2 separate regions of the Homo sapiens genome follow, and region 1 is linked to region 2. A link is a loop called in an ENCODE intact Hi-C map of the cell type or tissue named here. Cell type or tissue: Caco-2. All regions are shown on one strand.

Region 1 (2,500 bases), 77 kb before region 2:
TTAATGTCATTTACTTCCATGGTAATCTCCAATTTAGTCTTAATGTTAGAGTCTTTCAAGAGGAAAAAGGGATCCTGGGATATTTCTATTTGGGACAATGCTACTCAAGTACAGAATGGAAAAGCTTGGAGAAAATGGTAGCAAAAAGTCTCTGCTAACAATCCCTCTTATTACACAGCACGATTTCTTTCCAAAATGCCCTTGGTTCAGCTCTAATGAAATACAACGTAATAGAGTTTTGTTACCTTAGAGTATAATCTACATGCCTCTTTGACACTTAACTTTCTTGATTCAATAAAGGAGAAAAAAAAGTTCCAATTTAAGGAAAATCGATTAATGCATTAAGTTCTCTAAGGTACTATTCTTTAGCACTGTGAAGCACTAGCTTACAAAATAACATCATAGGAATCAAAAAGCTCTAACCAGGTAGTACTTGGAGCATATATTCTGAAATTAGGGAAAAGTTTGTATGTTTGTCTTTCTTAATCTCCTTTCTAAACCCATGTAAAGTGATTTGGGAAGTGGAAAATGGCACACATATTTTCTTGGTATGTCATATAAATATTGTCCTATCAAGCTCTTACAATATGCCAGGTATTGTGCAAGGTCTCCTTATGTACATTATCTTATTAATCCTTACAACAACTTTCAAAGATTAGTATTTTGTCTATTTTTTTTAGTTGGGGAAACAACGTTCACAAAAAGATTGAGCAACTGTCTCAAATCACACAGCTGTCAAATTAAAACTAATCCACATCCAGGATTGTCGGAATTTAAAGTCCTTGCATTTTACTGTCACACTACACATATCAATTAACCTTTTATCTGACCCAAGGCTTTGTCTTCAGAAATACCCCATTAGCATAAAATTCATGCATCCCACAACAAGACTCCACAAGAACTAGACATCAGAGTGGTAAATATTGCCAGTTGGAGAGAAGAGATTAGAAGACCTGGAATTTCAGGTTCAACTGTGAGCAGCATTGAGCTCCTAAGGGAGGTCCAGATGGGAATAGGAAATTTAAAGGCAGACCACTACACACTGTTTTCACAGAAGTAACTACGGCTGGACTGTCAGCAGCAGCTGCTGGTACAGAGAGAAAGGTCAATGGGAGTGGACCTGCCAAGGGGTGGGAGAGGCCAATGTAAACGCAGGAGAGAGGACCTGATTCCAAAGGGAAAACTAGGTCGCAGCGCAGTGCTCTCCCAGGCTCCTTGCCCACTGGAAATGCCTCAGTGAATGTACCTGGACTGTCTGACGGTCAGATGACGCCTCTGAAAACTGAACTAATTAATCCTTTCATGTGATGGGAGAATCTCTTCAGCTTTTCATTTCTTCAGTGTTATGAATAATAAATAATGCTCAAAACACTTAATTAAACGGAAGTGGAAAAACTGGTTTGACTTCAAAACATCCCTGAAAAAAAAAACAAACAAGCAAATGAAAAAGCAACCCAGCAGTTCACAGCCTGGGCAACATGGCAAAATCCCATCTCTAAATTTAAAATATACGCAGACACACACTTATATATAACATAGTATGTATATATTTTTTTCTTTAAATCCCTAATGCACATTAGGCTTTTTGAATTTTAAACTTCTAACATTCTTTCAATTATCAAGTCAATCAACAAACATTTATTTTACTTAGCACTAAATGCTATGTATAAACTGAGAAAATTAGAACTGGATCCATTATATTTTCAATAGTTTCCTGCTATTACGCCATTAACTATTGCTAGATCCTTCTTGGTGATGGTGATGGTTTCTAAGGTCTTTTCTTACATACATCACTCTTCATATTTTCTCAAAAAGATCATTCATTCCCTCAGCTTAAATTATCAACCCTGTGACGATTTAAACATCTATTGTCATCAGTCCGACTTTCACTCATCTCTTTACCCTTATTATTAACATCATTACAGTTATTTTACTTGGTAAATTCTCCAGTTTCTCAAAATAAATATTTCTAAAATGAACTCCTCATCCTTCCTCATATATCTAACCACATCCCTATACTTTCCCTCCTGGAATTTCTGATTTTTGTTAAAGGAACCACTCTCTTCACCCGTTCACTCCACTGCCTCAATTAGAAAGTCCGTTTTCTGTGAGAACAAGATGGTATTTGGCCCGTTTCCCTCCATTACCATTGCTACTCTCTTGGTCTAGGTTTCTGTCCTGTCACACACTCCTTACTCCCTTCCAACCATTCTAAAAACCCAGAATAAGTGTCAAACTCCTCCATGAAGTTTTTTTGATCAGCCGGCCACTGGTGACTCATGCCTATAATCTCAGCACTTTGGGAGGTAGAGGCAGGAGGATCACTTGAGCCTGGTTCAAAACCAGCCTGGGGCCGGGCGCAGTGGCTCATGCCCGAAATCCCAGTACTTTGGGAGGCCAAGGCCAGCAGATCACTTGAGGTCAGGAGTTCGAGACCAGACTGGCCAACATGGTGAAACCCTGCCTCTACTAAAAATACAAATATTAGCTGGGCATGGTG
Region 2 (2,500 bases):
TTTGCATCATTTCACACGTACACAGGGATAAGGAGGGAAATAATTCTCCCAATGAAGCAGAACCACCGGTAACAGCTGGCACAACTTCTAAAGACCCAGTCTGTCTTGAAAAACAGCCGCAAATTGTCCCTAAATAATAATTACCCCACCTGTATCAGGACTATCTCACTGACTAGCTGCACTTCATGACACAATACCTGCTATTAACTCTCAGCATGGATATAAACATTGCCATAATATTTTTTAAAACCAACAATGTATCATTTGCACATTAGGACAACAGAATGTTAGTTAAGGCACAGAAAACACAAAGGCATGGCTACCCTGTTCTTTGGTGACTCCATATCTAATTATTACCACACATGTCTCCAGTCTTTAGACAAATTTAGTTATTATAAGGGTGGTTGGACAAATAGCAAAGATTTGATTTTCATTAACAAAGGGCACATCAGAACCGAGTTAATCCTTCCCAGTTACCCAACATTCAAAGCTTCTAGTGCAGTCACTTTCTAGTCATTTTAGAACCCAGAGCAGTGTGACGATTTGATGCTTAAGTTTCAACACGTTTTATTAATCCATTCTTCTTGTGCTTCATTTAAAATATTGGAAACTATAAAAAGATCAGCGTGTTAATCCTCTGCCAGGAAACGGGAAAAAAAAGTTAAAAACCTAACAACAACACGAAAAGAGCAAGAGCGCTGGAATCTCAGCTTTGAGGAAACACATGGGATGAAAGCATCCGCCCAAGCTCTAACCATTTGTCACATGGGACTCTTCCCCTCGGGGGTGAATCCTGGATGTCCCCAGGATGGAGCGAGGAGGTCGTGCGTGCGGGCGAGTGTGTGACTGCAGGGGGCCTTGGCGGCGCGAGGAGGCGACGCCGCCCCCTCCCTCAGGCGCAGGGAGGGTCTTCCAGGAAGCGGCGGATCTCTGCTGACTCCGCGGCTGCGGGCCCCGGGCTGCGGCCGCCCAGGCCGGCACGTAGCGCCGAGCGTGACTCAGCGCTGACTCATCCGACTCGCTGCCAGTGGATTTCCCCCGTCAGCTGCTCGCGCTACTCCTGTCGCCGGGAGCTCGCAGGACTTCGCAGATACCGCTGCCTCCTTAGTCTTTCCTGAATAGCAGAGCAGTCCTGTCGCTTTAAACAGAGCAAGGCAGCTTTCACTGCTTTTGAATCCCGACCGAGCGGGGCACTGCCGTGCTTTGTTTTCTTTGCCTTTAAGAGTGCAATAGTCCACTAATCAAATTCTTTCATCAAAAGAGTGTTGGGACAAATCCCTGACATCGTCCTTCCACTGTGATTTGGAGATGACCTCCACCCAGGTTTCACTTCCGTTGTACCCAGCTCTCGTCTTATTTTTGTCCCTCATTTTGTGAATTTATCCTCTCACTACGCTTGATAACTAACCTTGGCGCAAACCCACAACTGTGGTGACGCAAATCAGGTTGGAACTTGGCATCGTTGTGTGCGGGCAGTGAGGGACTTACTGTAAAAACTGGGGCCTTCATAAAGGCGTTCTTATTTGCAATCCTACTTGCTGATTAGATACCGTGCTCATTTTCTGTCTGCCACTCCCCTTTGAAAGTTCCTGAGACAGGCCGGGCGCGGTGGCTCACGCCTGTAATCCCATCACTCTGGGAGGCCGAGGCGGGCGGATCACGAGGTCAGGAGATCGAGACCGTCCTGGCTAACACGGTGAAACACCGCCTCTATTAAAAAATACAAAAAATTAGCCGGGCGTAGTGGTGGGCGCTTGTAGTCCCAGCTACTCGGGAGGCTGAGGCAGGAGAATGGCGTGAACCTGGGAGGCGGAGCTTGCAGTGAGTGCCACTGCACTCCAGCCTGGGCGACAGAGCGAGACTCCGTCTCAAAAAAAAAAAAAAAAAAAAAAAAAGAAAGAAAGAAAGCTCCTGAGACAGATTTAGATGGACTGCTAAAACCTGTCCATCTAAATGGACCGGTTTAGATGGACCGCTCCCGGTCGTGCTCATTTCTTCTTCCCCAGAGTTCAATCTGCAGCGCAGCAGCAGGGCAGCATTTCTCTAACTTTACCGTGGACCGCCTGCATCAAAAGCGCCGCGGTAAAAATGCAGATTCTTGAAGCTCACTTCAAATTACAGACTCAGAATGTCCTGGCTGGGTGGGGGCATGGAGGCACCTGTCTGAGGTCGGGGCCTAGAAATAATCCATCGTATTAACCAACTACCTATCAGTGATTCTTAGGTACATTTAGGTTTGACAACTATAGCAAGAGGGCGAGGATGTGAGACATTATACTGGGTAGACTCTAGGACTCCTTACGATATAGAACACTGTGTTCTAAAATTGATGTTTAAGTTTTGATGGAAGGAAAAAATATTTCCAAATTTGGTTTTATATATTATATTGTTTGCTTTAACTGTATATTTATATAGACAAATTTCTTTTCTTTTTTTTTTTTTTTCTTTAAAGAGAGAAGGCCGAGGCGGGTGGATCATGAGGTCAGGAGATCGAGACCAT

Evidence for each region. Peaks named below come from ENCODE experiments on the same cell type or tissue, not always from the same donor. Only the 100,000 strongest peaks of a DNase experiment are listed, where the experiment ranks them.
Region 1: it touches region 2 in a loop (6-fold over the local background); 6 of 110 quality-filtered maps call a loop at or near these places.

Annotation. Positions count from the first base shown.
Region 1 is chr5:91,356,102-91,358,601 of GRCh38, reverse strand. No RefSeq gene overlaps it. Among named protein-coding and RNA genes, the nearest start is that of ARRDC3-AS1, 23 kb to the left of the region's middle. In Caco-2, no CTCF peak of the experiment used is centred here; a DNase peak (open chromatin) is centred at 1,141.
Region 2 is chr5:91,279,127-91,281,626 of GRCh38, reverse strand. No RefSeq gene overlaps it. Among named protein-coding and RNA genes, the nearest start is that of LUCAT1, 34 kb to the left of the region's middle. RefSeq lists enhancers at 226-1,167, 910-1,169, 1,168-2,109. In Caco-2, no CTCF peak of the experiment used is centred here; DNase peaks (open chromatin) are centred at 1,046 and 1,566; H3K4me3 peaks cover 1,950 bases.